2 separate regions of the Mus musculus genome follow, and region 1 is linked to region 2. A link is a loop called in an ENCODE intact Hi-C map of the cell type or tissue named here. Cell type or tissue: heart. All regions are shown on one strand. Each heading gives the region's core, and the rest is flanking DNA. Links, peaks and the distances in the headings are about the cores only.

What was found. A loop is a pair of places that touch in the nucleus more often than their neighbours do. Peaks named below come from ENCODE experiments on the same cell type or tissue, not always from the same donor. Only the 100,000 strongest peaks of a DNase experiment are listed, where the experiment ranks them.
Region 1: it touches region 2 in a loop (4-fold over the local background); 1 of 42 quality-filtered maps calls a loop at or near these places.

The regions. Positions count from the first base shown.
Region 1 is chr19:8,868,964-8,874,338 of GRCm38, reverse strand. It overlaps Ubxn1 (UBX domain protein 1), which reads right to left and starts at 2,791. Exons shown (of 9, transcript NM_001362044.1): 1 at 2,583-2,791; 2 at 2,427-2,480; 3 at 2,225-2,331; 4 at 2,052-2,121; 5 at 634-825; 6 at 493-544; 7 at 84-200. The coding sequence starts at 2,641. In heart, for the core only: no CTCF peak of the experiment used is centred there; a DNase peak (open chromatin) is centred at 2,848; H3K4me3 peaks cover 2,134 bases; H3K27ac peaks cover 2,002 bases.
Region 2 is chr19:8,796,969-8,802,343 of GRCm38, reverse strand. It overlaps Polr2g (polymerase (RNA) II (DNA directed) polypeptide G), which reads left to right and starts at 3,787. Exons shown (of 8, transcript NM_026329.2): 1 at 3,787-3,885; 2 at 4,011-4,120; 3 at 4,949-5,108. The coding sequence starts at 3,874. In heart, for the core only: a CTCF peak has its summit at 3,230; a DNase peak (open chromatin) is centred at 3,753; H3K4me3 peaks cover 2,016 bases; H3K27ac peaks cover 1,541 bases.

The sequences.
Region 1 (5,375 bases), core at 51-5,050, 72 kb before region 2:
AAGCGTGAACAGCTCTGGGCTGTCTGGCACTTTATAAGCCAACACGGGATTCCAGAAGCAAGACGGTCACTTGAAAACAGTACCTGTATACGACACTGGTCATACTCCCGCTTAGTAGGGGGCTCCTGGCTGGGAGAAGAAGGAACAGGACCTGGGTCTGTTGCTGGTGGGGATGACCGAGAACCCACACTACCACCATACTGAAAGACAAAATGGAACACTACCTCAGAGGGAGCACACTAGTCTAGCATGTATAAAGGGTCACCCTCCAGTACATGGGCCAAACACACACACACACACACACACACACACACAGAGGTTTGGCAGTTCACAGCTTTTAGTTAGAGTACTTGGAAGGCTGACGCAGGAGAATACTATGAGTCTGACACTAGTCTGGGCTAGAGTAAAATTGCCTCAAAAAAATCATGCTAAGCACACTTTAAGGAAATTAACCCACATACTCCACTATACCCAGACTTTCTAATCACCCACCTTCTTGGCTCTCTCTGCTTTGTCCCTTTCAATTTTTTCTCGAACCCTTTGTCTAGAATAGAGACAGGAAGAAAATAGGTCAGACATGGACAAGGCAAATCTTCATTTCTTTCCCAATTAGCGACCAATGAGACTTCAGACCTGGCAGCTAACTCTTCAGCCTTTTCCCTCCTGCGCTCCTCCGCAGCCCGGCGCATCTCATCTTCCTGCAGTTTCTGTCGTGCAACTGACAGCTCTTGCCCTTGTCTCCTCCGCTGCTTTTCTCGTTCTAAAGCTTCTCGCTCCTCTCTTTCTTCACGTTCCCGCTGCTTTTGTGCCACAAGTTCCAACATTCTGTTTTGCAGAGAAGAAAGAGGTAAAGTTGGACATGGAGTGGGAAGGTGAGTTTAGACTGAGAAATTAACAAAATAAGGGAATACGGGCTCCAAGACAGAGGAAAGGAAACAAAACCAAAACAGTAATATAAAGAGGACAAGCAGGGCCAGACCTGGTGACACACGCCTTTAATCCCAGCACTTGGAAGGCAGAGGCAGGCAGATTTCTGAGTTCGAGGCCAGCCTGGTCTACAGAGTTAGTTCCAGGACAGCCAGGACTATACAAAGAAACCCTATCTTGAAAAACCAAAGAGGACAAGCTAGGTGGTAGCAGTGCACGCCTTTATTCTCAGTGTTCAGAAGGCAGAGACAGGTAAATCTCAAGTTTGAGGCCAGCCTGGTCTACAGAGCCAGTTCCAGGACAGTCAGGGATAGAGACTCTTGGCTTGAAGAAAAAAAAAAAAACAGAACAAAGCCAAAAAAAAAAAAAAAAAAGTGTAGTTTAAAGGTAGAGCACAATATATCATGCATAGACCCTTGTGGGTTTTTCTTTCTTTCTTTCTTTTTTTTTTTTTTTGGTTTTTCTGTTTAGCCCTGGCTGTCCTGGAGCTCACCTTGTAGACCAGGCTGGCCTCGAACTCAGAAATCCGCCTGCCTCTGCCTCCGAGTGCTGGGATTAAAGGCGTGCACCACCACGCCCAGCGTGGGTTTTTCTTATTGTTGTTGTTGGTTTTGTTTTTAAAGAAAGGGCATAGTGATGCATATCTATAATCCCTGCATTTGCAAAGGAGAGGCAAGAGAGTTGGGATTTCAGGGGAATCTGCAGCCACACAGGAGTTTGAGACCAGTCCTGAGCTATGTGAGATGTTTCCTGGTGACTTGCAGCACACCCTCAAAACCGGAAAGGTCAGGTTCTATGATCAGACTTGTTTGTATTTGAGAGGAAGGAAGATGACCCATGACCCTTGGTAAAGTGTGTCACTGGGCTATGGTGGCCCAGGCCTGTAATCCCAGCACTAGAAGAATGTGGCTTCGAATTTAGCCTAGGCCGCATACGGGGTTCCAGCGCAGCCTGAGGTACACAGCTGGACTGCGTCTCAAAAAAATAATGCAAGGCACAGTGAAGGCCACATCTCAGCACTCTGGAGGCGGAGGCAGGAGGATCCGGAGTTCAGCCTGGGCAAGAGTTAGGCAGACTCCAAACAAAACACACACACACACACACACACTGAACTTGCCAGTCACCTCTTGGTCTGTTCTTGTCTCTCCTCTTCAGTCAAAATGGGTCTGCTTTCTCCAGCAGCAGACCCAGAGCCTGCAAACAAGCAACCAGGATTAGTATTTAGAATAAGATCATTCTGATTTTCTCGGGGCCCTTTCAAGGTCTCTAGAATCACAAGATGTCTCCCAGTCAGGACCTTCAGGGCCAACTTGCTCTGAGGGCGTGGGTTCTCGTCCCAGGACATGGCTGAGGGGAGTCTCCAGAGGCTCATCCACATCGGGGTCGTCTTCATGCTCCATCAGCCTGCGCGGAGAAAGTAGGCAGGGGTTGGTTAGCCTGGAGGCCACCTTGCCCAGCGGCTCCCAAACTCCCGCCACCCGTGCGGGTCGCCCGCTCACCAATCCATCGCAGCCTCGATGCCCTGGTTCCCTGTGAGGGCCAGAGCCTTCTCCCTGGGGGCAGAAACACCGTGAATAGCGCCCACCAGCCATGGTGACAGTCAGGCCGGCCAGGCCCGCGGCCTCCCACCACCGGCTAGGGGGAGGCTCCCTTACGCGCGTCCCCTGGGAAAGCCCATCTCGATGAGGCTCTCCAGAGCCGTCAGCTCCGCCATGGCGCCCGCCTCCGCCTCCGCGGGGACCTGCGGGGACCAGAAGGAAGACCGCAAGGGTCAGCCCGGGGCGACTCCGCCCGCGACGCCGCCCTCCCGGCGCTCGCTAACTCACGGGGCGGGAGACCCAGGGACGAGGGGGGAGTAGACAGTGAGTGGGGAGAGCGGAGGGGAAGCGGAAGTGCCCGGTCTGTTTGTGTCACGTGGAGGCAGGGTGGACGGGTGCCGAAGAGAGCCAGAAATGTCCTTCCTGGTGGGCGGGGACTTTGAGGAGGGACAACTGACAGGAAGGAGACCCACCCACGGGGAAGAAGCTCCAGACAGGCTTGAGCCGGTTTGCAGGCTTTTAGGATTCTAAAAGAGAGCCTGGCTATGGATCGGCGGGTAAAAGCACCTGCCTTCAAGCCTAATTATGTGAGTTCGATTCCTAAGACCCACGAGGTTGAGCACAGAGGAAAAAGGATTCCTGTTAGTTGTCCTCTGACCTAAGCACACGAGTCGGGGCGTTCATGATAAACAGTAAAAGTTTATCTCTCTCTCCCTCTCTTTCTGTCTTTCTCTCTCTTTCTTTCCTTTTGGTGTTTTGAGACAGGATTTCTCTGCATAGTCCTGGCTGTCCTGGAACTCGCGCTGTAGACCAGGCTGGCCTGCAATCCAATGAGATCCACTTGCCTCTGCCTCCGGAGCGCAGTACTGGGATCAGAGTGTGTCGCCACCACCTCCTTGCATTTTTTAATTTTCCGTTTTCTCTTTTACTTCTCTTTCTGTCTTTTGGCACCAAGACCAGACAGGCCTCAAACTCAGAAAAATCTGCCTGCCTCAGTCTTCCAAGTGCCAGGACTAAAGTTGTGTGCCACCACACCCATCGGTGATGTATGTAAAAGAAGTTGGGAGGAGAATAACTCTTATATATATTATTAGTAAGTTATTTATCAGAGTCTAGGGAGTAGGTCTAGTGGTGATTTGGTCTAGCATGCTTGAGTCTATGTTCATCATCATTGTTATCACTGTCTTTGTTTTTTGAGACAAGATCTCATTATGAAGCCTTGGCTGTTCTGGAACTTTCTAAATGGATCTGGCTTTAGAGACTGATCTCAAACTCAAATATCAGTCTGCCTCTGCCATCCAGAGTGCAGGGATCAAAGGCCAGAAACATCTTGCCCAGCTATCTTTTTTTTTTTTTTTTTTTTTTTTTTTTTTTTCGTTTTTGGTTTTTCGAGACAGGGTTTCTCTGTGTAGCCCTGGCTGTCCTGGAACTCACTTTGTAGATGAGGCTGGCCTCGAACTCAGAAATCCACCTGCCTCTGCCTCCTGAGTGATGGGATTAAAGGGGTGTCTCACCACGCCTGGCTTGCCCAGCTATCTTAAAACCTTTCTTTTTTTAAAAAAAGATTTATATTTATTCCATGTAAGTACACTGTAGCTATTTTCAGACACACCAGAAGAGGGCATCAGGTCTCATTGCATATGTTTGCGAGCCACCATATGGTTGCTGGGATTTGAACTCGGGACCTTCGGAAGAGCAGCCAGTGCTCTTAACCACTGAGCCGCCCTTAAATTAAATCTTGATTTCAGAATACCCTGGTCTCTATGAGACCTCAAAAACCCAAATCTTAGGCCTTTGAGATGGTTCAGTTGGTAAGACACCTGAGCTGGATCTCTGCAACCCTCGTTGGAAGACGAGAACCTGCTTCTCCACGTAGTACTTTTGTCCCCTGACGCTTAACCAACAAGGATGACATGCAGGCTCCACTTCCATCATACGTCAATAAATGTGATCATAACTAAAAGGAAAAATGAGGCTGGATGTGGTAGTGCACACCTTTGATCCCAGTACTTGGGTGACAAAGGCAGTTGAACTCTGAGCTCAAGGCCGTATGGTCTACAGAGGGAATTCCAGGACAGTCAGATTCACATAGTAAGACCCTGTCTCCCATCTATCCCCTCTCCCAAAACAACTTTTGAAATCAAGGTGTACAGCAGTGTTTATCAGGAGCCATAGATAATTCATACTTGGACCTGCTCACACTGTTGAAGGGGATCTATTGCCAAAGGGATCTTGGTGCACGGTTTTAGTTTGAGAGCAGGATAAGTGATAGTGACAGTGATACTTGGCTGGACAGTATGTACGTGCTAGTGTTGCTGTGCAATGTCTTGTCCAGCTACTCTGTACATGATATAAAACAGGCCTTGGTCCTCTGGGCTTGCAGTACCGGCTCTCTGCCCAAAATGTCCTGACTCTTCCCTCACCTTAGGTAGCTCTATAGCATTTCTCATTTCTTTAGACTACCGAGCTTTGATCGCCTACATGGCTCTTTTTTTCTCTTCATCGGTTTTTCAAGACAGGATTTTTCTGTGTATCCCTGGCTGGCCTTGAATTTAGAGAGATCTACCTATTTCTGCTTTCCAAGCGTTGGGATTAAAGGGGTGAGCCACCACCACCTGCGCTTTTTTTGTTTATTTTTCTTCTACTGCCAGGATCTTCTGCGCTCATATGCAGCCCCAGTTGGCTGTTCTGCTTGGGCTAACCCAGGTCATGGCAGTTCTGCTCAGGCTAACCTGGGTCATGGCAGTTCTGCTTGGGCTAACCTGGGTCATGGCGGTTCTGCTCAGGCTAACCTGGGTCATGACGGTTCTGCTCAGGCTAACCCAAGTCATGGCGGTTCTGCTTCCACCTCCTCAGTATTAGGATGACAAGTGTGACTTACCATGCTTGGCTTTCTGTTTTCCTTCTTTT
Region 2 (5,375 bases), core at 261-5,260:
CTGTCCTAAACTTTTCTTCCTCATCCCGCCTTCCCTCAGAGACCTCAGGATTGGCTGAACTTATTCATCTGTTTCCCATAGGGAAATTACCCGCCTGGGTGGGGCGAGGTTGGCAGTAACGCAGTGTATTCGGGAGTATACAGCCTGTTTCTGCTGCGGACTACCTAGAAGGAGAACTATAACAAAATGGTGTGATAACCTGTAGGCCCACGTCTAGACCAAGCTCTGCCGAAACAGTGGGCAGTAAGCCACACCTCCCAAAAGTGCAGTTCACTCTTGCAGATCTGGTCCTCGAAAATTACAGGATGCGCCACTAGTTCAGGCTCAGTAGTGGTGTTAGTAACTACCTCTAACTCTATGAAGATGATGGACTGTTCTCTAGGCAAGCCCTAGTAAGGACAGAAATGGGACAGAGTCTAAGGATATCTGTGTTGTTAAAATCTTTTCCCTGAGGGGGGCTGCGATCGGAATGTAAAGTCAATAAGTAGAGAAAACAAAACAAAACAAAAAACTCTTCTGTAAGGTCCCAATGATAAACCAAGGTACTATGCCACTAGTACCTTGGGCCCCTGAGAACTTATTGGCCTTTCTTACAGAGCCTAGGTGAGGGGTTACTTACAGGAGTGTGGGTGAGCCACTTCAGAAGTCCCTGGCTAAAGGGTTTACCCAGCATAATGTTCCTGTAGCCATATAGATGGAGCTCCCTCCCTAAGTCATTCTCCACCTATAGAATTCTGGGTATATATATATATATATATATATATATATATATATATATATATATATATATATATATATATATATATATATATGTATATCAATCAGGTAATATATGTAATATATATATTACACACACACCCAGCCCTGGAGATCCTGGGGTCATGTGCAATTAGGGAACTGGTTGAGGGAAGTGACTGGATACTCAAGTGAGGGTCTCATGACCCTCCACAGCCCCTCATCCTATAAGGGAAAGTCAACAGTCAGCAAGCACAGCTGAGGTGGTCTTCTGCCTGCAGACCCAGCTAAAGTTCTGAGGAGGATGGTAGTTTGCCTCCAAAGATAGTCCTGTTTGGTCCCATAATACACATGTGGTTGTGCATGTCCACAATATGTTCAGGAGGTAGAAGACAGAGCATCGGAACTTCAAGGCCAGCCGGAACAACAAACTTTCAGCACAGCCTGGACAGCATAAAACCCAAGTGTAGGTGATGTGCTCTTTTAATCCCAACACTTGGGAAATAGAGGCAGGCAGATCTCTGAGAGTTTAAAGTCAACCTGGTCAATATAGTGAGTTCTAGGCCACCAGAGCTGCACCATGAGTCCCTGGAAATAGTTCCACGAATGGAGTTTTGTTTATTTTTTCAATTGAGCTACTTCTTGTTTGCTTGAGAGGATTTCCACATGTAGCACAGGTTGTCTTGGAACTTAGAGTGCTCCTGCCAATGTCTCACCAGCAGGAGCTATAGGCAGGTCAATGGTGACCAGTATTGAAGAAACATTTCCCCCACCCTGTACCTTCTCCTTTTTTTTTTTCCTTTAAAATGACAAGCCCTCACTTAACACAGGCTGTCCTCATATTTGCTCTTGTATCCAAGGATGACCTAACACTCCTGAGCTTCTCTCTATTATCTGAGTCCTGATAATATCTTAGTATCTTAGTATCTTGTCTATATTGTCCAGAAATCAGCAGTTCAGTTTATTGGTTAGCAGCAGCAGCTGGATCCACTCGCAAACACTTCATGGATACACCAGCAGTCCAGTTTGGGAGAGTCAGGATAGCAAACATGAATCAGTAGCAGTGGAACGACCTAGCAGAGACAGCCAGGCCTCAGCCTTGGCACAAGTCAGCAGGTGGGACCAGGAGGAACACTACGAAAAGTTCTAGGCTGTGCCTCTCTCAGGGATGAGATAAGCAGACTTGAGACCTACAAGCATTGCATAGCTAGCTCTAGAAGCAAGCCTAGCTCAGCCTCTATCACCATCCACTGAGTCCTACTTATACTCTCTCCAAACATCACATGTTCTCCATGAGTCTTGACGCAGCACATGCGTCTGTCTTACCTGACATCACTCTGCCAATCAGCCCAAGTCCGAAGAAGCAGCAAGAAACTGCAGCACACCACCAAAAGTTTTTTGGTGCATTTCTCCCTATGGAGTCCTGACAAATTCAACTCAACTGTGCAATGGAAGGCAGGCCAATACATGCCAGTTTTTAGCAAAGAATCCTTTATCACGTGTCCTTTCATGTGCTTGCTTTAGCAGTACATCTCTCTCCTGTGTCTGCTTCAACTAAATGTTCCTTCATGAGTCTGCCTTACTCTTTCACCTGTGTCCACTTCAGGAAAACACTCCTTCACGTGTTAGCTCCAGCAAAATACCTTCCAACACAACTGACAAACCTTAAGCTTCCACTTTACCCAGGACTTCAAAAGAAAAGGCAAGAGAATTGTTAAAAGTTCAAGGCAAGCTTCCTCTACAAAACAAATTCCAGGCCGTCCATGGCTACATAATAAAACCCTGTCCCTCAAATAGAAAAGAAAGTAAGCCTAGTGCATGCCTGCAGACATAATCTTTTTGTTTGTTTGCTGTCTTTTTGGGGTTTTTTTGTTTTGTTTTGTTTTTTAAGACAGCCTTGTTTATGTGCCCCTGGCTGTCCTGGAACTCACTCTGTAGACCAGGCTGGCCTCAAACTCAGAAATTCACTTGTCTCTGCCTTCCAAGTGCTGGGATTAAAGGCGTGCGCCATCATGCCCAGCTAAGTGATTTCTTTTTAATTATGTGTACTTAATAATGTATGCTACCTATGTGTGAGTATGAGCCTATGAGTACTGGTACCTTCTGAGGCTACGAGAAGATTTCAGGTCCCCTTAGAGCTGGAGTTGTGAAATGCTAGTGTTAGTAACTGAACTCAGGTCCTCTTTGAGAGCTTTATTTTTATTTACATGTAAAAAAAAAAAAAACCGTTATTCTTATTTTATATGTGTGAGTGTTCTGGCTACAGCTATGTCTGTTCACCACAAGGGTGCTGTGTTCATGGAGGCCAGAGGGCACTGGATCCCCTGGGATTGAAGTATAGATAGAGAGTTGAGTCAGCATGCTTGTGCTGGGAATCAAACCTGGATCCTTTGGAAGAACAATCATATCCCCAGCTGCCTAGCCTTTCTTTTTATTTTACAAGCATGGGTGTTCTGCCTGTATGTGTGTTTGGGTACCACTCACATGCAGTGCTGAAGGAAGCCAGAAGAGGATGTCAGCTCTCCCTGAGCTGGAGTTACAAAGAAGAGTGTGAGCTACCCTGTGGGTGCTGGGAATTAAATCCTGGACCTCTGCAAGAGGAGCAAGTGCTCTTAAGGACTGAGCTATTTCTTCAGCCCCCAAATTAAATAATAATAATTTTTTGGTTTTTTTTAAATATGTGTAAATGTTTTACAGGGTTGTATACACAGCCCAGGTTACCCTGGAACTCACTTTGTAGCTGTGGCTTAGCCTTAAGTTTAGAGATCTGTTTGCCACGGCTGGGTTTAAGGGCATGTGGTAAAAGTCAGACCTAAAATAACTCACATTTTTTGGTTGGTTTTGGTTTTGGTTTTGGTTTTGGTTTTGGTTTTGGTTTTAGTTTTGGCTTTGGTTCTTCGAGGCCGGGTTTTTCTCTGTAATCCCGGCTGTCCTAGAATTTGCTTTAAGTAGGAGGGGAGTATGAACGGTGGTGGGCAGGCCTGAGGGGCGGGGCTTCATGTATCCCCGCCCATGACGTTAAGACTCAATCAGCGCTGCGGAAGCGACCGCAGAGAAGTGGTGGGACTTCTGCAAGTGCTTCCGGAGAGGTCTCTGCGTGGGAAGTTCTGGGCGCTGCGGGCCAAGCTTCTGCAGAAGATGTTTTATCACGTGAGCTGGATGCGGGGTAACTGTGAGGGGCAGTCACAGGAGGATCCTGGAGGCCCGGAAGGGCCGACAGGTCGCCTCCTGTCCTCAATGTGGCTGGCTGAGTCTCCATCTTCCTTTCTCTGCAGATTTCCCTGGAGCACGAGATCCTCCTGCACCCACGATACTTCGGTCCAAACTTGCTCAACACGGTGAAGCAGAAGCTGTTTACCGAGGTGGAGGGGACCTGCACTGGGAAGTGAGTTTCTGCTTCACAGAGAGGTCTGCTGAATGCACGCACAATGGCGCTAGTCTCTAACCTCTTCTTAACTCCTTCTGTCAGGGCTTGTCGCTTACTCTGAGGAACCCTTTCACCCCTCCAGGCACCTGAAGCAGCCAGTTTTTGCCTGTTTTAGACACTCTGAAAAGCTACTAAAGAAAATTTTCTTCCCTTATGTGAGATAAGACCGTTATTATGCAAATGTTTTTGAGTTTTGAGATGGCCTCACTATGTGGACCAAGCTGGGCTCTAATTCAGAGATCTGCCTGCCACTGAGTGCTGACATTAAAGGCTTTCATCACAATTCTCTGACTCGTTTGTGGTTTTTGAAAGACCTGTCTCAGCTTTGACCCTGGCAAGTCCTCCTGCCTTAGCCTACATGGTACTGAGAGAATAGGTGTATGTCAGCATATCTAGGCCTTCTTGGGCATTTACTGTACCATCATGAGAGCATCATTTAATATTTCATGTGCTAAGCTGGTCGGGGGTGGCGCATGCCTTTAATTCCAGCACTTGGGAGGCAGAGGCAGGTGGATTTCTGAGTTCAAGGCCAGCCTGGTCTAAAGAGTGAGTTCCAGGACAGCCAGCGCTACACAGAGAAACTCTGTCTCGAAAAAACATATATATGTGTGTGTGTGTGTGTGTGTGTGTGTATATATATATATATATATTTAGGTGCTAATCTGTGTCCTGTCTCTTCTTGATCAATGAACCATCTGAACAGAGGTTCTTTCACACAGAGACTCTTATTGCTGGTGGCTTTTCAGAGGCTCTTCACATAGCTGTCTTCTTTCATTTTTCATGCAGATATGGCTTTGTAATTGCTGTCACCACCATCGACAATATTGGTGCTGGTGTGATCCAGCCAGGCCGAGGTTTTGTTCTTTATCCAGTGAAATACAAAGCTATTGTTTTCCGGCCCTTTAAAGGTGAAGTGGTGGATGCTGTGGTCACTCAGGTCAACAAGGTAAGAGTATTATTCATAGAAAGGTTATGGGGTATTTCCTAAGGTGAGGGTTCAGTCCCTAGTCCACTTACTAGTTGCCTTAAGTCTTTTGTTGTTGTTAAGATTCATTTTATCTTAGTTTTTTGGTTTTTCTTTTCTGGTTTTAGGGTTTTCTTTTTTCTTTTCTTTTCTTTTCTTTTCTTTTTTTTTTTTTTTTTTTTTTTTTTTTGAGACAGGGTTTCTCTGTGTAGCCCTGGCTCTCCTGGAACTCACTCTGTAGACCAGGCT